3 separate regions of the Homo sapiens genome follow, and all the other regions are linked to region 2. The links are chromatin loops, found by intact Hi-C in ENCODE. Cell type or tissue: A673. All regions are shown on one strand.

Region 1 (8,000 bases), 150 kb before region 2:
CAACTAGAATTCCTTTACTTGATGTCACTAGTCAGCTTGCTAAAAGTAGACTGATCAGAATGGACTTTTTGTGAGCCAGTAGCGAATCAACTCATTGTAATATACAAACCAAGACTTACTATTCCCAAGTCGTCTTTGGGTTATATTTTTCTCTTCTCTCTATTCAAGTTGAGATCTTTTCTTTTATTCTGTAGTTATTACTGTTTTCCTCTTTTCCTTCTATTTTGGAATTCCCCTCAATTTGCAAATGGTTGAGCTATTTTTTAAACAAACTTCTTGTGTGACAAAAGTCCTGAATGAAGCTTGAGCATAAATACACGAATATTATTGAAATAAATAAACCTCAACACAGTTTGTAATTAGCTATAGATTTTAGCAAGCATGTGAAAATAATCCTGTCAGAAAGTAAATTCTTATTAAATAGGGTACTAAAATATCATGAGTGGCTATCAGTCTTATAGGATGGAGATATTTTGGGGGGAGAAGTTCTCAAAATTCTGTCCTTATAAACAAATTTATTTTCTTTTTCTTTTTCATTTTTTTTTTTTTAGATGGAGTTTTGCTCTTTTGCCCAGGCTTGAGTGAAGTGGTACAATCTCAGCTCACTGCAACCTCTGCCCCCCAGGTTCAAGTGATTCTCCTGCCTCAGCCTCCTGAGTAGCTGGGATTACAGGTGCCCGCCACCATGCCCAGCTAATTTTTTGCATTTTTAGTAAAGACGGGGTTTCGCCATGTGGGCCAGGCTGGTCTTGAACTCCTGACCTCAGGTGATCCACCTGCCTTGGCCTACCAAAGTGTTAGGATTACAAGCATGAGCCAACGCGCACGGCATCAACTTTATTTTAAAAATCAATGAGAAAGAGAAAAATGGAAAGAGGAAAAAGTTGAAAACAGATTAAAACAGGGAAGAACAGAAGGGATGAAATAGACCCTGATTATTCCTTAGCAGTGTTGAAATATTTGAAACTTAACTTCTATGGAAAGAAGGAAGTATATCATCTCAAAGAAAGTTAGAGAAGGTTTAAATCCGTCAAATTAGTATGTCTTTATATTTTGATAATCAAGAATATGAGCTGATTTTTTTGAGCCAGCCAAGAGAAAAGTTAACTAGTCCACTGTTCAATTATCTTTATATATTTTCCTTTATTTGGAAAGAGTGAAATATCATGAGATTAATACTATATAACATATTATGTGGTGAAAGACATGTTATCATTTTAGCAACAAAATTTTTGGTAAAATTTGCTATGAATAGCTACTCTATTTTCATATATGTTGAACTAGTAAGAATGTATGCATTAATTTCTAATTGTAGTTGCCAAGACAATGATACATTTTAACTTTAGATGAGTATTCTACCATCAGTAGAGATTTAACGTACTGAAAAATATTGTTCGCTGGTAACACTGGTAATATGCATCCTCTTTTTAGAAAAACAAGAGTAATAAAATAAACTTTGATTTTGATCTATAATTATGGCAGTTATTGCATACCTTTAGATTTTACAACATATTGAATTTTAAAAAGTTAATATTCTCTAATTTCATAAATATTTCGCATTCATATAAGAACTAATATTGTAAAAGCAATTAACAATAAGGATTATTGGAAAGGCAAATAAATAAATGTTAAATAAGCCTCCTTTATGTCAATTTTCTTCTATTTCCTTATTTTATTAGAGGTACCAATATTGGAAATGAAATAGGTTTTGTAAGTCACGTAATTTCTGCACACAGAAAGGTAACACTCCACAGAAAAATACTGGCACTAATTCTTAATACATTTTCTAACATGAAGTTTCCTCAGGGAAATGTAATGTCAGTTGACAAAAATATTCAAGAACCACATACAGGGAATGCCTGAATCCATATAGGCTAATTGCACCATATAATGTAATTTTTGAATTATGTTTTGCTGATGAAGTCACTGTAATAATTTTAGTTTCATTTTATCTTATTTTGATTTATGGATTCTGCTTATATGATGCCTATTACCATTATTTCTTGCCAGCTGAGGCAAAAATATGATTTTCCATTGAAATTATCTTCTATTTCACTTCCCAGAGTGGAAAGTAGCAGTGAATGCATGAATTATAATTGGAAAAATGTGTTATTATGATAATATGGTAAAACAACAGTAGTAGCGTCTTCTGAGGATCTGAGCACTCACTGTACTATGCAGAAATAAGTGAAATAATATATTAAAAAACAATATAAAAGTGAACAGTGGATTGATATTACTAAAAATGGCAGAATAGGGAACTCTAGGGCTCTATCTCTGCACTTTTGCAACTAATAAGTGAGGAAAATCTCTGAATTTGCTTCTGCAGACTCTGGAATCCAGTCAGAAAATTACACAGACAATACCAAACTTAATGAAGAAAGAAGCTTTTGCATTGTAGTAAGAGTTCTGTTGCTCTTAAAAATGACTGCCTACTATTTCACTCTTCTCAGATGGGCAGAAGCTATGAAGACAGCAGCCTATACTCTTGGTGCAGTTTTTGAGTATCAGAGTTAGCAAGACAGACCATCTTCTCAAAGAATTGTGGCTGTGTGCTTCTGCCTGTTTTCTGGAGGCTCCCTTCAGGAAGGACACAAGTGATTGCCTTTGTTTCACCTAATTTGAAACATTCACAGGGCTGGCGTGTCTTTCTGGGGACTTTTTGCTGAAAACATTCAAATGCTAAATAAATTATTGACTGTAGTAGCCTGGGGACAGGGAGAAACAGAACTGGACAAATAATAGACAGACCAAAAATTTTGAAAAGAGGTTAGAGAAGGAGAATCATTAGAAATAAGGGACTTATAAAGCTCCCAGGTATATTAGGAAATAACAGAAGGCAACATGCATGCCCAAGGCTAGGCACATGCTCATAAAAGACCTGAGAAGATCTTAAATGTTCACCTCTGTGAACCTTCAATCTCTAAGCAAGCTATAAGTAAAGGTTAAGGCAGATTTGTAAATGGCCTGATAAGCAGTAAAGATATGCTCAGACACAGATCCAATATGCAAAGATTAAGAGAGTACTGTATTTTTGTTTTGCTTTGTTTTCTTTTCTGGAAAAAAAAGGAAACTATCGAAACAATAGGTGGCGCTAAGCTAAAGAACAGACTTCCATGGCCGCATTGACAAAATACAGACTTTGCAAAATAGCTTAGTAGGACTCTAAACAAACAAGAAAAAACAACCACCACCCACAACAAGCAGCAAAAATATACTTCTTGGGGATGAATAATCTGATTTTCAGAGTCTTCATATTATAATATTCAAAAAGTCCACAGAACACAGCGTGAACATTCAGTATTGTATAAAGTTCACATTATAATATTCCCAAAAAAAAGCCAACGCAGTATGGCACATTCACAGGGAATAAAAGAAACTAATAAAAACAGTCAGGGAAGTGCAGACATTAGATTTATTAGATAAAGACACCTCCTATGGTGTGAATATTTGTGTCCTCCCAAAATTCACAAGTCTAAATCTAATCCCCAGTGTGATGGTATTAACAGGTAAAGTAATTGAAGGTGATTCAGTCATGGGGATGGAGGCTTTAGGAATGGGATTGGTGGGCTCATAAAAGAGGCCCCAGCAAAATGCCTTGTCTCTTTCACCATGTGAGGACATAGTAGGTTCTATTCCATGAAGCAGGAAGTAGAGCCAGACACTGAATCTGCCAGCACCTTCGTCTTGGACCTCCTAGCCTCTAGAGCTGTAAGATATAAATTTCTGTTGTTTATAAGCCACCCAGTTTATGATATTTTATTACAGCAGCCTGAATAGACTAAAACAACACTAAATCAACTGTCCTAAATACCTTCAAAGAGCTAACAGAACTATAAAGAAAGGACTCGATGAAACTAGAAAATCAATGGCTTATTAAATAGAAAATATCAATTAAACAAACAGAAATTATAAAAATGAACCAAAAATTCTGAAGCTAGAAAGTCCAACTAAAATTAAAACATTCACTAGAGAGGTTTAACAAAAGATGTGAAAACAAGAAAGAATGAGCAAACTTGATGGTAAGTTATTTGAGATCATCTAGTCTGAGGACAAAGGTTAAAAACAACAGCAAACATAACAACAAAAAAGAATAATATATGGAGGTTTAGAGGGCTGTGGAAAACTATCAAGCATAATGGTATATGTATAATGAAAGTCCTAGAAAGAGAGAAGAAAAACAAAAGGTTAAAAATATTTGAAAAGTAGTGCTCAAAAAATTCCAAAATTTAATGAAAGACAGGAAGCTATGCATCCAAGAAACTCAGCAAACTCCTAGCAGTATAAACCCAAAGATACCCACTTCAAGAAACATTATAGTCAAAAATTGTCAAAAGCCAAAGACAGAGAATCTTGAAATGCCAGGAGAGAATTGACTCTTAATGTACAATGGATCCTCAAATGATTAATGGCTAATTTCTCAATGAAAATATTAAGGCCAAAAATAAGTGGAATAATGTATAAATGCTGAAAGAAAAAAAACTATGAACTGAGAATTCTTATATCTGGCAAAACTAAAATTCAAAAATGAAGGAGAAATTAAGACATTCCCAGATAAAGAATAAATGAGAAATTTCATCATGAATAGACCTGCTTTCCACAAAATACTTGTTAAAATAAAACTCGAGACAAATTCAATTTAATGGAGTTTAACTGAGCCAAAAAATAATAATTCAGGCAGCTTCCAGAATAATAGCAGATTCAGAGGGACTCTAGGGATGCCTCATGGACAGAACAAATTTATAGACAAAAAAGGGAAAGTGACATATAGAAATCAGAAGTGAGGTACAAAAACAGCTGAATTGGTTACAGGTTGGTGTTTGCTGTATTTGGACACAGTGTGAACACTCAGTAGTGTATGAGTGGTTGAAGTATGGCTGTTGTGATTGGCCAGACTCAGCTGTTGTTACAGGTGCATACTCCTGAATTATGTTTTCAATCTTGTCTACCTATTAAGTTAGGTTGCAGTTTGTCCACAAGAACTCAAATATGGAATTACAGATTCCTTCTCAGGTCATATTTAGTTTGATTTAACATATTAAAGATAGTTCTTCAGATAGAAATGAAGGGACACTCAACAATAACTTCAATCCAAATGAAGAAATATAAAAACAATAATGGTAAATACAAAGATAAATTTAAAAGGTAGCAAATATTATTGCATATTGGCTTTTTAATCCTGTGGTAACTAACATTTTACTATTACAATAATCAAGTTTGAATTAATACTAAATAGGTTCAATAGTATACAAAAGCTCTTCTCCTTTACAGATTTATTCCCTGTATTAGTTTGTTTTCATGCTGCTAATAAAGATATACCTGAGACTGGTTAATTTATACAAGAGGAAGGTTTAATAGACTCACAGTTCCACATAGCTGGGGAGGCCTCACAATCATGGTGGAAGGCAAGGAGGAGCAAGTCACATCTTACATGGATGGCAGCAGGCAAAAAGTGAGCTTGTGCAGGAAAACTTCCCCTTATAATACCATCAAGCTGTCCTGAGACTTACTCACTATCACCAGAACAGCATGGGAAAGCCCTGCCCCCATGATTCAATTACCTCCCACCAAGTCCCTCCTACAACACCTGGAAAGTCAAGATGAGATTTGTGTAGGGACACAGCCCAACCATATCACCACCTTTTATGTTGTTATTGTCACAAATTATATACATTGTGTGTCTACTAATATGTTTTAATTATGATTTTATGCATTTGTTTTAAATCAAATAGAAAAGAAAAATTACAATGTGATAATTAAGCAGAAATCTTTTAAACAACCAATGAGTAAAGGAAAATATTGCAAGTAAAATTGTTAAATACTTTTACTTGAATAAAAAAGAAAACAAAAGCATGATATTCCAAAGCTAATGGAATCTAGTGGAAATAATGCTCAGAGAGAAATTTGGAGCTTCAAATACCTATATTAAAAGAAAATTAAGATCTGAAATGGACAACCTAAAAATTTCTGCCTCTAGAAACTAGAATATGAAGGTCAAGATAAACCACAAGAGGGAAATAATAATTAGAGCTCAGATAAAAGAAATATGAAATATAAAAAACATTAAAGAGATAAAGTTTGGTTCTTTGAAAAGATGAACAAAATTGGTAAATTTAGCTAGACTGACAAAGAAAAAAAGAGAAGAATCAAGTGACCAACATCGGAATTTAAAGCAAGGCCATGAATACAGAGTAGAGAATACTATGAAAAGTTTTATGCCAACAGATTAAATAACCTGTATGAAATTGACAGCTTTCAAGAAACACAAAATCCATCTAAAACTGAGTCAAAAAGAAATAGAAAATCTGAGCAGAAGTATAACTGATTCAAGAAATTGAATCAGTATTCAGAAGTTATCTGTTAAGAAAAGTCCAGAACCAGATGGCTTCACATCTGAATGCTAACGATGATTTAAATAATTTAAATCCAAACTTCTCAAACTCTTTCAAAAAATAGAAAAGGAGGGAACACCTCCTAACATTAACTGAGTTAAGCATTGCCTTTGAAATCTCCGTTGCAAAATTATAACTGTGACAGTGAAAGAGATCTGACCTAACAATCTCCATCTTGCCTCTAACCTCCAAGCTGTCCTTGTTCATTCCTGGGTGTAGGCTGAATTAACTTTGAGAGGAACTTTATTTATAGTTCATACGTTGAAACAAAGATTATAATAAACCTTGCTGCAAACAAACCCTCTTCTTGTCTGGAGACTAGACTGCCTTTGTAGGACTAACAAATTAGCCAAAAGATTAGAAATTATAGTTTAGGAGCTGAAGGCTGCAAGATTCGAAACCTCTGCAAATTGGTCCTGGGATAACATCATTATTGTAAAACCGAAAATTAGTGCTTGAGAGATTTTGCACACCCTGCACTTGATGGATCAGCTGGCACCACCCAGATCAATAAACTGGCTCATGTGATCTTGTGGCCCCCACCCAGGAACTGACTCAGCACTTCAACTCCCTGTGATTTCATCTCCGGAACAACCAATTAGCACTACTGACTCACTGACCCCTACCCACCAAATTACCCTTGATTCCTGAATGCTTGGGGAGACAGATTTCGGTAGTAAATACAACTCTGGTCTCCCACACAGGGGGCTCTGCATGAATAACTCTTTGTCTATTGCAATTCCCCCATCTTGATAAATCGATTCCGTCTAGGCAGTGGGCAAGGTGAACCCACTGGGTGGGTACACTCTGATAACAAAGACATCATAAGAAAAGAAAGCTGTATTTAAATTCCTCTCATTAATGCAGGTTTAAAATTTTTCAACAAAATGCAAATTGATTCCAGCAGAATAATAAGAAGATTACAGACTATGACCAAGTTGGATTCCAGGGGTGTAAAGGTGGCTCAACATACAAAAATAATTAATGTAATACAACACGTTAATATATAGAAGGAGGGTGAAAGATTACTGCAATTAATGTATAAAAATGTATTTCACACAAATCAATGACATTTCATTACAAAAATACTCAAGAAGCTAGAACTATAAAAACAAAAATTTCCTCATTATGATAAAGGTATAATTATTTTTTTAAAAACCCCAGCTAACATTATACTTAATGGTAAAACATTGAAAGCTTCCCCTTAAATCATGAATAGACAAGTATGGCCATTTTGCCCCTTCTCTGCAACATTTTGCTTGACATTCTTGATAGAACAATTAAGAAAGTGAAATAAATAAAATTCCTCCAAATTAGAAGGGAAAAATTAAAATGATCTGTATTTACAAATGAGATATTATATATAAGAAAATCACAAGGAATTCATAAACTGTTAGAAATAATAAATGATTTTACCAAAGTTGCCTTTTAAAAGATCAGCACACAAGAATCAGTTGTATTTCTATAAAACTAAAAGTAGACATTCTATAATTAAAAATAAGAAAATAATTCTGTTTTCAATAGTATCTAAAGAAATAAAATAATAATAAATTTAACAAGTGAAGTGCAAGACTTATATTGTGAAAATAAAATATTGCTAATTAGAAG
Region 2 (8,000 bases):
CTACACACATACATTACCCTCACAGGTAAGTCTTTCCAGTAGTGCAAACTCTAGGTGATTCTGAGCCTCCTTGGACAAGTTGGAAATTCCACTGTTAACCATTTTTTAAAGATACAGGGAATGGAAGGTACAAAAATGGCACTTAAAAACATCTGTGTCTTTCCAAGCCCCTTTTTAAAAGTGAAAAGTGATATGTTGCTACCATCACATAAATATAAGTGAGGAGTCAGAGAAAGATACAGCCCATGGGCCTCAGATGCTTGCCAGAGAATGTTAATGCTCTATTTTATATTGTTATCACACAAAATTCTATGTGTTCATTGCTTATTTTGATTTCTTTGCCTTCCACAAAAGGTTCAACTGGACTATGTAGAATTAAGATTGATTCTGTGGAATGGTTACAGAACTACAAACAGAAAGTAGTATTCTTCTCAGCAACCTCACACAGGACAAGGTGGTGGTTGCAGTGGTAATTAGCAAGTGGTCCCCAGGAGAATGTGAGAATTGGGGATTAAAATTAGTATTCCAGTTTCAAGTACCAATTCCAATATGGACTTTTCCATTTATCGTCAAATGGAAACTCTTTTGTTGAGGGAGGCGGCAGTGTTTCCTACTCCCCAAAATTACCCAGTGTGAGAGTTTCATAAAATTAAAGTATTTTGGACATTATCACATTCATTTCCAACACATAGTAAACAAAGGAGAGGTTATTATGCAATATTCCAGTGTTATAATAATAAGAAAGTAAATTGTTTTCATGAAAACATAGTGTCATTGAATTACTTTTTCTTTCAAAGATAATACTTTAAACTAATTCTAGGAACCTAGAAATACTAACCTTGGACAGAGACCTTGTTTTTAAAATCAAATGTCATCAAATGCAATCAAATATATGGTTCATTCAGCGCCACTTCAGGGTCCAGAAAATATCAAGTAATGTTATTTGCTCAACAGGGGACTCCCTAAACATTTTTGTATCAAAGTCTGATACTTAGGGAGCTCTTGCTTTATAGAATTCAATTTCAAGTTTTGTTATGCAGATTCAGATTTGTTCTGAAGCAGCAGCTGAAGATTCTGCTTTTGTAGATATCTAAACTAGACAGACCTGACTTTGGAAGTAGCTATTGACTTTCTGTATCCTAGGCAGTTTCATATTGATCTTGAGGCAACTCAATTACCCGCACCTGGAAGAGGCAATGAATTTGAATAGTGTTCATGGCTTTTTTATACATCTTTTTCTCCCTTTGTGAAGGGCAATGACTTACACTTTGCAAAATGAATTAGCAAGGAGATACTCTTGTTCTCTTCTTGAAGGTAATAGAAAAGAGTCTTTAAGATAAAGCACTTTCTAGTCGAGTGTTGAGGTTATTTATGAATACCTATTCTATTCAATTTTCATAGTCTAGATGATTAAAGTGTTTTTCTTTTTTTAAAAAAATTGAGGCTAGCTAAATGTTAAACTTCAAATAGTTGAGGTTTAAAGAAGTAATCGATGTCTCTTTTCCCAAAGTTAATAATAGAAAAAAAAAACATTATCTCCCGAGAAGAAGAGAGGCATATTGCAGAATAATCAAATTACTTTTCATTGAAGAGTAACTACGGGATTTTTTTTATATGGAACTATAACATTTCAGAGGTGGAAGGACACTCGAGAATGAGCTTTCAAATAAGAACTGAAATGATGTCTGCAGTGTGACCGACTCCATCATATACTATTGGTGTGATATCTGCTAAGCTACTTGGCATTACGATCCAAGTAACTTTAGGGCTTTTGGAATAAATGCAGATTATTACCACACCATCTCATAAGAGTTGTTATCAAGGGTAAATTAGATAATATGTGCAAATGCTTTATTCCAGTTCCTGGCACAAATTAAATGATCAAGCATATGATTAACTAGTTCAACTCCATTATTTAACAGGTGAAGTAAGAACTAGAAATATTTTAAATCACTCAATTAAGGTAACAAGGCTAATTAGCAGCAAAATTGTAATTAAAAGTATGAAACCTGGCATTTTGAAATTTACATTTTAAATAGAATTATGTTCAATTCTTATATTCATGTTGATAGATACCTCTTAAGCAATGCACATATTTTTTGAGCATTGCTTCTTCTATTCTAAGAATTAAACTAAACACTGTCGGAGATCAACAGATAAATCAGTACTTTCGTGAAGCTTATCATTTAATAGAAAAAAATAAAAATGTAGGACTAGAATTATAACACAGAAACAACATTTCCTAAGAGGAAAGATCACGTTTAGTTGAATACAACTGGAAAAGTCTCCTTAGATAAACTATTGTTGAGATGTATTTTAAAAATAGATGTACCTTTTCCCTGCCAAAGGCTTACTTACAACTTACGTGTCTACTTGAACGTCCTCCCAAGGATATGTGACTCTCACAACTCTGCTTCCTCTGACTCTTCCCTTTATACCTTTTTGTTGTTGCTATAAATATTTTATTTCATGCTAAATTTATAATCACCCAGGAGGTTTATTGTTTAAAAGTTATAATCATATCATGTTTTAAAAACATAAAAGAAAAAAAGCAACTAATAAAATCACCTGGTTTTAGAAGTTTCTCTAGCCTTTCGTTTGCGCTTATTTATTTTTGCGTGACAATTGTGAAATCCAAACAAAGAAAAGAACATTTTCTTTATCTCTAATTATCTGTGCTTTTATGTGAGCGACTCCAAATTTTATTTTAAAATCATTGGAAAAAAAATAAGAAGGCTTGTCATAGTGTCTGATTAACTTTTTAATTGTACTTTAAATCTTGGCTCAGCTTTAACCATCTGTCCATGTATCACTTCACTCTCCATAGCTGCTAGGCTCAATTAGAGACCCATCTGAGGAGTTCTCTCAGCACTTTGGGACACAGTACTCATCACGTTGAAGGGTCATCATATGTGTTCCCATTTTTTTCTCTGCAGGAAAGTGAGCTTCTGGAAGGCTGTATCTGAGTCCTGTTCCTCCAATATTCAATGAATGCTGTCTGAATGGATCAATCAAATGGAGCTCTGTTTCAATAAGAATTTACCATGCAAAACAAGAAGACAAAGGAGTTTCTAAAACGGAGCGGGTATCAAAAGTAGTCTAGGAACAGAATTATTGGAACAGTTTACACATTATCAGAAAAATACAAACAGTAGTAATTGTCCTGAGATAAAAGAAAAAGAAGGTCAAAAATAGGAAGAAATCTAAGCTGTTAGACAGTCATTATAAAGGCTTGTTTGCTTTAATTTTCTCATTTAATTATGATATTTCTGTTCATTCAATATACTTGGATAAATATTGTTTAAACATGTTTTATGAATATTACAGTGAAAAAGAGTAATAATTCTAAAGAAAAAAAGGTTAAAAAGTATAAAGCTCAATTTAAAAGAAAATGTCTAAAAGAAGCTTTGAATAAAAGCTATGATGCCCTCTGGTGTGCACACATTTTAGAACCAGTCTAATACAGACTTTACATATATATTCACTACATACTAATTGCTTAAAAATTCCATTAGAAAGTATAACAATTCACAATATACTTAATTTCAAAAGACCCAAAATACTAACATAAACTATTTCATAAATTTTTAAAATATAGATGCAAATGAGCCTAGTTTTTTTCTGTTTGTGGGTGTGGTAGTAATTTCTGACTAAAATGTCAAAGCCTAAGTTCTCAATGAGCTTGTCTGCAACTCATCAGAGAATTATGAATAAACATGGATGGAGGAGTATGCAGATTTCCTAATAGAAAAGCCATGAATGTTTTAACACCCAGGGGTTCAAATTATAATAAAGGGATAGCACCTGTCACTGGAGGCAAAATACAAGATCACCTTTTCAATCCCAGGAGCAATTAAATCACAGACAATTTAGCCTCTCTCTGGAAAGCAGTGTCTCCAAAGAATCCATGTGTATGTATATCTCAGAGTGCCACAAGTAAAGAGGTTGCTTTAAATCCCTCTTCTTAGTATTTCCCATATATCTTATGAAAAGGTTCCCCACCACCAATTAAAGGATGATTTCCTGTATTTTACTAAATTATGAGAGGACATACTTACATGGCCTCTTCTGATTATGACAGCTGATCACTAATATGATGTGACCTCCCCATTTCATGTACTTTTGTGCAGCCGTGATTTCTGCATTGAAGCTTTGGTAAAAATGTTTCAATTCATTTGTCTAATGGCGTATTTTTACAGGAAAAATACCGAGAAAAATTATATTGAACTCTCTGGAGAATCTATGCAGCTTGTTTAACAGATGTGTATTCATCTGAGAAAATGCATGCACTGGCCATGCTTATATCCTATTCTGAAGGATGACTCATGCAGTTTCCTGTGTTTCTAGCATCAATATGCCACCACTCTGATGACAGCTTCTTACTCTAGGGATTAGAAGGAGGTTCCTATGACGCAGACTGGTCCTCGGCCTCTCATCCAGGTGGCAGAGTGGAGTAAAAGGCAAGAACGCAGGCAACAGAGAAGTTCAAGACTGAAGAATCCAGGAGGAAGCAGAAGAAACAAGTCCCGCAGAGCAGAGCCCATGAAGCAAAGATGCTTGAAGCTTAAATACCAAAGAGGGGAGAACTGCAGTAAGAGGGGAAGTGTACGCTTCTGAAAAAACTCTGGGTGGCAGCAGGGGAGTCGAGCTTCTGGAGCAGGACACGCATTACTGTTCCAGAAAGCACAAGCACACTCTTCCACACGCTACAACCTCTGCTCTCTGAGGCCTGCCAAGGCGGCAACATAGATGATTTTCTCTCTTTCTGACTGCCCTTAATGAATATATATTTACTGAAGTTACCTTAACAACTAACCATTCTTTTTAGCCTAAAATGCATATCCAGAGTATGCACTGTACTCAAATGACTTCACTATCTGCATATCACATACTCAATAGTGTCAGTTCCAAAAATGGTCCATTACAATGAAAGAAAAAAATAAAAGAGAGTTTTAAAAGCCAGAAATTTAGTTCTGTGAAAACATACAAATTTGATATGGAGAAGATAAATTTTGGAACACTACAGAGTTCCTGAGTTTACTGCATAAATGATGGAAGTCAAGAATAGCAATCAAGAATTAATTCATGTATTCCATAACATTTTTGAGCTTCTTTTATAAACCAGGCTTTTAAAAATTAACTACTAGAAACTGAAAGATTGTAAAATGAAGTTCTATGTTCAAAATTAATTTTTAGATATTCATGGGACTAAATACATGGAAAAATACTGTGACATCATTAACGAAAAAACAAACACATAACAGTAAAATATTATGAGGTCAGGAATAGGCTGGGCCCAGTGGCTCACGCCTGTAATCCCAGCGCTTTGGGAGGCCGAGGCAGGTGGATCACCTGAGATCAGGAGTTCAAGACCAGTCTGGCCAACATGGTGAAACTCCATCTCTACTAAAAATACCAAAGATTAGCCAGGCGTGGTGGCATGCACCTGTAATCCCAGCTACTCAGGAGGCTGAGGCAGGAGAATTGCTTGAACCTGGGAGGCGGAGGTTGCAGTGAGCCAAGATCACCCCATTGCACTGCAGTCTGGGCAACAAGAGCGAAACTCAACAAAACAAAACAAAAGGTCAAATATAAATATACACAAATAAACCTGAATACGGGCCGGGCACGGTGGCTCACGCCTGTAATCTCAGCACTTTGGGAGGCCGAGGCGGGCGGATCACCAGGTCAGGAGATGGAGACCATCCTGGCTAACACGGTGAAAACCCGTCTCTGCTAAAAATACAAAAAATTAGCTGGGCGTGGTGGCAGCTGCCTGCCGTCCCAGCTACTCGGGAGGCTGAGGCAGGAGAATGGCGTGAACCTGGGAGGCGGAGCTTTCAGTGAGCCGAGATTGCGCCACTGCACTCCAGCCTGGGCGACACAGCAAGATTCCATCTCAAAAAAAAAAAAAACAAAAAAAAAACCTGAATATGAAGAATTAATTTACAAAAAGGACTATGGTTTTTAAATATTCTAAAGATGTAGTCTGTCAAATTTCCACATACAAAAATGGAAAATAAGTATATAATTATATATAATGTATTATAATTATGTCTATATATATGCAATATACATATAAAGTTGAAAATATGAGTGTGCACAGGCACACATGAAAGTCTAAAAAGAATCTTTTGGTAACAATGCCTTGGCTGGAAGACTTAATTTTGGTTAAATAAAATACAGCAATCTAACCTCGCCCAATAATTGCCACATGAAAATTATTTCTGCCAAGTCTATACTGATATCTATCTTCCTAAAATATAGTTGAATAGACATAACTTTCTCTGGCTTTTATTTTAACTATTGTCATATTTCTTAAACCATTCAGGCTCCTGTACCAAAATACCACAAACTATGTGATGATAAACAACAGTAATTTGTTTCTTACAATTCTGAAGGCTGGAATGTCCAAGATCATGATGCCAGCAGATTCAGTGTCTGGTAAGAATCTGCTTCCTCTTAGACAGCTATATTCTTATCCTAACCTCATACAGTGGAAGGGGTGAGGGGTATCTTTTGACCCTCTCCTATAAGAGCAATGATTTTATTTGTGCAGATTCCACTCCTATACATAATCACCTCCCAAAAGCCCCACGACCTAATACAATCATTTTGGGAGTGAAGATTACAACATACGTATTTTGGAGGGACATAAACATTTATACCATAGAGCCATACATATACAGGTTGAGCACCCTTAAGCTGAAAATATAAAATTCAAAATGCCCCATACTCTGAAACTTTTTGAGTGCCAACATGACACCAGAAGTGAAAGATTCACACTTGACCTCATGGGACTGGTGCATAAAAGTATTTAAAATGTTACATAAGATAATGTTCAGGTTATGCATACATGAAATAAAAATGAATTTTGTGTTTTAACTTTGGTCCCATCCCCAAGGCATTTCATTATGTATATTCAAATATTCCCAGATCCCCCCAAAATATGAAATCTGTAAGAAACACTTCTTGTCCCAAGCATCTTGGATTGGGAATATTCAACCTGTAGTTGGAGGGCACTGACATTAAAAATTGCCAAACTTAGGTGCAATTTGCTAAAAGGTGGAGGAGATCTAGAACTAAGTTAATGACAAGAAAAGAGACCACAGAATTGAGTAGTATTTCAAATCAACATAATCTTTTTCTCATTTTTTTAAATTCACAAAAATTAAGGTAACGGGCAATTGCTAACATGTACTAAAATTTCCAGTGCTACCTAGTTTACACAGCAATTCCCAGTTTTTTAATAGAAACTGAATCTTCTTCATACTAAGTCCTGAGAGGCTGATGACTTTTAAAATAATAGCCCTTTTAAATATTGTCCTTGAAAAGCCAAAATAAAGCTTTGATTTAAAAAAAATGCTATATATGTATGTGTGCATGGATATGTATCTGTGTGTGTCTGTGTGTGTGTTTGTGTGTGTATGCCACAATAAAACAGGTTCACATTTGCTCGCTGTTTAGTAGAAAATGAAAGATTTTGTTACTTTGAATAGCTTAGTTGAAAATGTTTAGCATTTCTAGTTGTGAAGCGTAAAAAAGAAAAGCCTTTCAATGCATACTACCTATTGTCTGGTCAAAATGAAGAGTGCAGTTATATATACCAATTATTTCATCAAAATATATTACTTAGAATAGAATTTCTCAAGTTATTAGGCCATTGTAAATTCCTAAGATGTCTACTATATTTCCTTATTTCTGGGTACTGATTCTGAGACTTTGAACCAAAATATCCCAAGAAGGGATTATGAGTCTAAGTTGTAATCATTTACGCAGGTGTCTTATTACTCAGATAAATTTGGGAACTATTTCTTCCTTAGTGGTTAATAAGAAAGGTATGGACGGAAAGAGAAACGTGCATTCAAGCATTGCTTATCAAATCAGATTTGTCAAATCTGATTTCTCCATAAGATCACTTGGGAAATTCTATAAAATCCAGATTTGGGGGCCTTGTTGTAGATGTACCTGTTTAAGAAAGTTTAGGAATCATAATATTT
Region 3 (8,000 bases), 72 kb before region 2:
ACACACTTTGGTACATCCATATAATAGAATATAACAGCAGTAAAAAGGAATGGGATAGTTATTCATACAACTTGGGTGGATATCAAAGACATATGCTGAATGAAAAAAATCCATTCTCAAGAAGTCACATACTATATGTTTCCATTTATATGATATTCCTGAAAAGGCAAAACTATAGTGAGGGAGAATCAGTCTGTGATTGTAAGAATTAAGGACGCGTGGAAAGTGTGCCACTGAAAAGGAATAGCAAAGAGGGAGTTTATGGAATGGCGTAACTGCTGTATCCTGACTGTGCTACTGGTCACGTGAATCTCTACATGTGTTGAAATTCATGGAACTTTATACAAAAAAAATTCCCACTGAATATTTGTATGAAAATATTAATGTTAATAGTAAAAAAGAAAAATAATTATGAGAAGAATTTCTAAACTTGATTATCCATATAAAGTCTAGAATCTCATTTAAAAAATATCCCCTTGCTTATTAAAATTTCTCTACAAGTAAAAGTGCCATTTGGTCTGTGATAAGAGGAAGGAAGGAAGGAAGGAAGGAAGGGAGGGAGGGAGGGAGGGAGGGAGGGAGGGAAGGGACAAGGGAGGGAGGGAAGGAGGGAGAAGGAGGAAGGCAGGGAGATGGAAATTTATCACTAATCAAATAGAATGACAATTCTATGGTTTCAAAATTTATTTCACATGAACACAAACATTAATGAGCAGGTTCTAAATATATAACCTGAAAATACAATTGTAAGACAAATCCATTTATATATTATTATTTGTATGTTGATGTAATAAAGTGAACAGCAAAGAACTGAAAAAAAATATTTCAAATCTGAATTGTGTGTCTTTTCCACTCTTCTCTACGGCTTTGCATAGTTACCCAGATGCAGTAGCTTAAACTTTCTGACTCTTCTGTTGAAGTGATAATAAGCCACACTTTGCTGAGTTATTGTGGGGATTACATGAGAAAATGTATACTGTGATATATACTGAAATATACCATTTATATTTCTGACAACTACCAAGGAACAAATACCCTTGAGAAACATCATCGGTTAGCAATTTGATTGATGTACATTAGGTGCACTGCATTAATTGTTCAGAAGGCATACCTGTTCGGAATGGGACATTTTAGTGGAACAAAATACATATAACTAAACAACCAAATAGTAAAAGTAAACAAATATGAAGCCACGAAGTATCACAGAGACAAAAATACAAAGCCTTTCAAAAGAATTCACAATAGGCTCATTCATTTGAAGTGGAAAAAAAAGAAAAAATAAAAATAAAAATAAAATAGATTGGAATGAAAGTTTCAGCATAAATTTTCAGTGTTGTGATAGTGTATATTTACAGATAATCCAAAAAACTTCATAAAGAGTCTTCTTATGTGTATTTTTGCTATTCACTCCCACCTCTATATTCTCCTTCCCACGATACATGGAAACACATTCACAATCCAGTTTGTCACAAATTAACCGAAGGGAACTTTAGAATTAAAACCAGGCTTGCCCACATCCCTTCTCAGATGCTCTAATGGCTACCACTGTGCTTAGGGAAGAAAGGAAAAAAAAAAAAAAAGAGAGAAAGAGTCTTGGCACAATGGCTCACGCCTGTAATCCCAGCACTTTGGGAGGCCGAGGCGGGCGGATCACAAGGTCAGGAGATCGAGACTATCCTGGCTAACATGGTGAAACCCCGTCTCTACTAAAAATACAAAAAAATTAGCCGGGCGTGGTGGCGGGCGCCTGTAGTCCCAGCACTTTGGGAGGCCGAGGCGGACGGATCACCTGAAGTCAGGGTTCCACACAAGCCTGGCCAACATGGTGAAACCCCGTCTCTACTAAAAATACAAAAATTATCCGGGCGTGGTGGCGGCGCCTGTAGTCCCAGCTACTCGGGAGGTTGAGGCAGGAGACTGGCATGAACCCGGGAGGCGGAGCTTGCAGTGAGCCGAGATCGCGCCACTGCACTCCAGCCTGGGCAACACAGCGAGACTCCGTCTCAAAAAAAAAAAAACCAAACCAAACCAAAACAAACAAACAAACAAACAAACAAAAAACAGAGAGAGGGGGAGAGAAAGAGAAAATGTTTTCATGGCCTACAGTAACGGTCCTTGTTTTCCATTCACATTGGCTTCTTTTTCGTTTCCCAGATGTGTCTAACTCATTCATTCTATTCGGCCTCTGAACATGTACACTCTAGAACGCTCTCTCCATGGTTCTTAGTACAGCTAGTCTACCGGTATCCCTTGGATCTGTGTTTAGATGGCACCTTCTGTAGAGGCTTTCCGACAACCATATTTAAACGGACTTCTTTCAGTTACTGTCAACTTCATTCATATAACTTATTTGTAATTATCTAGGCTTTTTATTTATATTTGTGTGAAGTATATATCATTCCTAGAAGAATATAAGCTTCATCATTCATATCTTATTAGTTCCAGCAGTTAGAAGAATGTCTAAAATAGAAGAGAGATGTTTGCAGCATTAATTTTGTTGTTGAATTGCATTAACCTTTATTTTTTCATCAGGTAGCTTATCTTTGAATGATCCTGAGTATAAAAGGGGAAAAAAGAAAAGAAAAGAATGAATCTCAATTTATAATAGCGTTAAGGAAAAAAAATAAAATGATTAAAATATGCCCAAGCAAAAGTTGCTTTCTACATAAATATTAAGATTATATTTCTATTTAATAAAATTAGAGTTCTTTTTGAACCGAGCCCTGTTTAATACATGTTATCTGGCCTAAGCTTATTGATTTTCTTTTCTTATAAACCAAATATATGTATACCCTAACATCTAAATGTTAGTTCAAACACTTAAATTTTCACTGTAACAATGTATTTTGGTTTGCAAAAGAGAAAAGTCTACGACTGCCAAGACCATTCTTGTCAGAAATGTGATTTATTTTTAAAATATTCTGTTTCTTAAACTACAAGTGGTTTAATCAGAAAACTGATTCAGAGAAATGGCTTTCCAGACAAAATATATTGAATTAATTATTTTCTTAGAATTAACTACTTTTAATTTTTCTCCTTTATGTTGTTAAAATTTAATAAATAAAATTTACCAAAGGGAACTAAGTCATTTGGGTTTAGATGCTCACATTCTTTGGCATTAGCTTTCTGGAGACACAAGGACATTGTCCTCTCTTTATGCTTAACACCCTAGATGCATCTGTCTGTCATCTTTTTTAATTTAAACAGGCAACATTGAGGATTCTTAACAATACCTCTGACCCCTGAGAAACAGGATATATAGCAGCCCATTAATTAATTGTTTGAAATGAAGGAATATGGCACATCAAATACCATGCCTCTCTGCTCCATTGCACAGCACACCCGCGCTACACTGTCCATTTATATTTCTGACGACTACCAAAGAGCCAATACCCTTGAGAAACATCCTAAGTTAACAATTTGATTGATGTACTTTAGGCAGTCAATGACTTGTTCTATCTGGAGTATTTTCGTATTTTGCATGAAAGAAAGATGGTCAAAATATGTATCAGACCTCAAATCAAATTAAAGCCCAGAAGATTTCATTGCCATTCTGCTTTTTGTTTCATACATAAATTTACATAAAATTGAGTTACTTAAGATTTCATATCTGTTTCAATTTTCTTCCCATTTTAGACATTCTAAAATGAAAAGCGATTTAATAGAACACTGCATTAATTGTTTTAGGAGAGTTACACAATCAACTCAGCTATTTTCTAATTTAACTTCGGGAGACACTATTGTTCTTTTGCATATTCTCCCTAGTTATAATTTGTAAATTATTCACATTCATAGCCACTAAAAGAAACATTAACAGAAAGAGTGTTATCAACAGGCAGTAAAATGACAACTGGGAGGCCTGGACTTTCCTTTAATATTTTAAATGATCATTTGACCTTCATGAAGGGAATTTATCTTGCATAGTATCATTCCATAAGAATTAATAATTATATACACTGAAGACTTTTGAGTGAGGTGTCTGTCAGTTACTTTCTTTTGACACAAGTAAGCATTAAGAGTATTCCTATTGTTGGGACCAATAAAGTACTAGTACTTTTACTAATATAGTAACCATTAAGAATAATCCAGTTTATTAGATATATTAAAAGTTTGACGGTGAGTTTCTGAATACCTTTACAGAAGGTCATGTTCAACTTAAAAACCTACATTATAAAAACTGACAGAAATGTCAGTTCTGAGAAGACTGACAGCCACACTTAACATATAATATTTCTGACTTCAGAATTAAATAATTCTTATACAGATGATTGTAAATCTTGCCTTACATGTTTTCCGCCGATCTACTACACTAAGAATATCTGCATTTGGTTGAAGTTTAAGCAAATCCCTGTTGGGGGTGTTGTTGTATAAGGAATTAACTATTTTTGTCTGTGGCCCATTTGCTGTTCTTTTCCATCTCAATAGTTTGATTAATCTCTACTGGGTATTAGGAATTAGGACCTACTGTTAAAAGTTCTCAAATATCTCAATTCATTGCTGCATTTTTTCTTATGATAATTCCTGAATCCGTAACACGCCTGCAGTACCCAGTTTTCCTGTTAGTTTTGTTTTGTACTTCTTTCCTGCATGCGTTAACCAGACATTTCCTTTCCTCTATAATAATAATTCACTGTGAATCTTTCATTTTGCTGTTTAGAGACCCCTTAACATCCTTTTTTGACTATATGAATACATGTCTTTTCTGTTGAAACATAACCTAAGGGAGCAAACGTACTTTTTTATTATTATTATTCAAAAGGGTTAGTCTTATGCGCTACTAGCTCATTATTCGTTTTATTCTATTCTGTCCTTCAGTTGAACTGAATAAAAGATGCACAGAAAGATGAATCTTAAAAAGGAGAATAAGTTATCTCTTCAAGCAAATGGAATTCAGCTCACACTTCACTACAAACTCAGGTGGATAGTATAGCATTATAACTTCAATTTACTAAAATATAATATTCCTCAAATATGTTGGGAATTAAAAGGTATTTTTAATATTACATAACCTCTTTACCATATATTGCTCACATAGGTAATACCAGTATTCCAATTACTGGGGGTAGGTAGTGGTGGGGCTCAAGAAAAAAAACAAAATAAAAAAACCAAAAAAGTTTTGGTTACCTACATTTGAGGTTTACAGGGACTAATTCTTTCTGAAAGTCATGATTCATGAACATTTGAGTCTCCCTTATCACTGACCAGCCACAGGACCATAAAATGAAGCAACACACTGCTCTGTTCTCAATATTTTCAAACACTGTGCCTTTCTTTCCTACTAGATTTTTGCCTTCTAAATCAGTTACAAAATTGTATTTATCATTGTAGGCCTAAAGCTTAGCATAGTTTCTTGCTCTTCTCATGCTGATAGAAAGAATGGAAGCAAGAATGAAAGAAGAATGCAGATGAGGAGGCAGGAAGACAAAAAATGTAGGAGAAAAACAAATTGGCACAATAGTCTACCTACTTTACAAAGCTATTGTAAAGACGAAATATGTGGAAAATGCCTGAAAAAGAAAACATTATAGTAAAAATATTATGTATTTGTTTTGCTATATGCCAGGCACTATTATATGCATGTATGTATACACACAGATATATGTGTATTTTGTACATGTATATATGTGTATACATATATATGTGTGTGTGTATTTGTATGTGTATATATATGTGTGTGTTTATATACATGTATGTGTGTATATATGTATGTGCATGTGTGTGTGTGTATTCCAAGTTTTTCAACAACCCTTTGAAGTTGATGCTATAGCTTTCATATTACAGGGAGGAAACTGTGTCTCTAGGAAGAAAAGTAAACTTTCTAAGATTTCAAAGCTGGAAAGTGGCAGAAACAAGATTTTCACCCAGTCTGTCTAACCAAAGAGCACCTTATTCTAATATTCATTTAAAAATGAAATGTTATTTAATTTCAATTTGAGAAAAATTATAATCTACCTTAGTTCAAATAAGGCTAATTCATTAAAATGAGAATTTATCTATTGTATTTTTTTATCTCTCTCCTGACTTTCAACATTTCATCAAGCAAGAAAACAAGAAGGAACAAATGAATGAAAGAAAGAAGAAAGGAAAAACGGAAAGAATGAGAAAGAGAGAAGAGAAAGAGGGGAAGGGAAAAGAGAGGAAAGAAAGGAAGGGGAGTGGGAGGGAGGAGGGGGAAGGGAGGGAAGGAGGAAGGAAGAAAGGGAGGAAGGGAGGAAAGAAGGTAGGGAGGAAAAGAGAAAAGAAGGAAGGGAGGGAGGAAGGGAGGCAGGCAGGCAGGGAGGGAGGGAGAAAGGAAGGAAAGAAGGTAGAGAGGTAGGAAGGAAGGAAGAAAGGAAGGCGGGAAAGAAGGAAGAAAGGAAGGAAAGAAGGTAGAGAGGTAGGAAGGAAGGAAGAAAGGAAGGCGGGAAAGAAGGAAGAAAGGAAGGAAAGAAGGTAGAGAGGAAGGAAGGAAGGAAGAAAGGAAGGCGGGAAAGAAGGAAGAAAGGAAGGAAAGAAGGTAGAGAGGAAGGAAGGAAGGGAGGAAGGAAGGAAGGAAGGAAGGGAGGGAGGGAGGGGAAAAAGGGAAAAGAAAAGAGAAAGTCTCTTCTGTCCTCCAAGCCCACATTTTTAAACTGTCTATGGTTTCAAATATTTCTGATCATCACATTGTTGCAGATTCGAGGTGTGCATTATGAAATTTTTACTTTCTATATTTGGCATCAATTAAAAAACCTACATTATTATTTTCTAGGGTATTACTCAGATAAATTCATTTGATGATAGCTAGTGGATCTTTTGAAGATATCATTTTCAATTCAACAAAAGAATGGTTTCAGCATACTCTAAGAAATTAGAAATCAATCCCCAATATTATATATTTTATCTCCTTTATTTAACTGCTCTAGGTCATATTATTATTATTAGACAGATTCTTGCTCTGCTGCCAGGCTGGAGTGCAGTGGCACGATCTCAGCTCACTGCAACCTCCGCCTCCTGGGTCCAAGTGATTCCCCTGCCTCAGCCCCCCAGGTAGCTGGGATTACAGGCATGCGCCACCAAACCTGGCTAATATTTTGTATTTTAGTAGAGATGGGATTTCACCATGTTGGCCAAGATGGCCTCCATCTCCTGACCTCGTGATCCACCCGGCTCGTCCTCCCAAAGTTCTGGGATTACAGGCATGAGCCACTGCGCCCAGCCTCTAGGTCATATTATTAAAATTAATTGTCTAGCCTTGTCAGGTATATGTTGAAAATATTTGCCTAGATATCTAGTCCTCAGGTTCTCTCTGTACAGGGTTATAGATATATTATTTATGAATGATAAAGTAAAAAGCTATACCTAGGTTTTCGCCATAACATTGAAATTTACAACTCAGAAATCTAACATCGATTGTTTACTTCATATTCCAAATGCAAAAATTTTCAGTACAATTACAGACAATAATAGGAATTAAAATATATTTATAAATTTAATATAATCACTATATACATATACATAGTTTTAAACTAAGTGGCTACAAATACAGCTGATGCCCCTTTGTGCCCCTGCCCGACCTAACTGTGTACTTCCCCTTATGCTCATGGGCAGTGTTAATAAATTCGAGGCTTATCTTTCCATTAAAAATAGATATGTACATATGATACATTTTTCACTAAAAAATGTATATGAATTTTATCATATTGTATGTAGCCTTCTCCAAATTGTTTTCTATTCAACATTATGGATAAAGTCCTACCATTAAATAAATATTTAAATGTATAAATAAGAACTTGATAATCCTGCATCCTCTTCAACTACACAGCTCTCTTTTTCTTCTCATCTATTTTCTGTGTAGTTCCAGCTACTTGGGAGGCTGAGGCAGGGAAATCACCTGAACTCGGGAGGCGGAGCTTGCAGTGAGCCAAGACCGCATCACTGCACTCCAGCCTGGCGACAGAGCGAGACTCCGTCTCAAAAAAAAAAAAAAAAGAAAAAAAAAAAGTGTTTTCTGCAGCTGCTCTTGCTACACCCACGCCTCC

The links. Hi-C counts contacts between places; a loop is a spot of excess contacts. Peaks named below come from ENCODE experiments on the same cell type or tissue, not always from the same donor. Only the 100,000 strongest peaks of a DNase experiment are listed, where the experiment ranks them.
Region 1: it touches region 2 in a loop (2.5-fold over the local background); 4 of 110 quality-filtered maps call a loop at or near these places.
Region 3: a loop joins it to region 2, with 2.1 times the contacts of the local background. A loop is called at or near these places in 3 of 110 quality-filtered maps.

The regions. Positions count from the first base shown.
Region 1 is chr3:80,523,234-80,531,233 of GRCh38, forward strand. The region is part of intron 3 of LOC105377177 (a long non-coding RNA gene); the gene reads right to left. Among named protein-coding and RNA genes, the nearest start is that of LINC02050, 240 kb to the right of the region's middle. RefSeq lists an enhancer at 6,581-7,780. In A673, a CTCF peak has its summit at 3,103 (motif pointing right); no DNase peak of the experiment used is centred here.
Region 2 is chr3:80,673,625-80,681,624 of GRCh38, forward strand. All of the region lies in intron 1 of LOC105377177 (a long non-coding RNA gene), which reads right to left. LOC105377176 (a long non-coding RNA gene) reads left to right here and starts at 6,332. Exons shown (of 3, transcript XR_940989.3): 1 at 6,332-6,444. In A673, no CTCF peak of the experiment used is centred here; a DNase peak (open chromatin) is centred at 4,347; H3K27ac peaks cover 632 bases.
Region 3 is chr3:80,601,921-80,609,920 of GRCh38, forward strand. All of the region lies in intron 3 of LOC105377177 (a long non-coding RNA gene), which reads right to left. Among named protein-coding and RNA genes, the nearest start is that of LINC02050, 160 kb to the right of the region's middle. RefSeq lists a silencer at 7,844-8,000. In A673, a CTCF peak has its summit at 4,356; no DNase peak of the experiment used is centred here.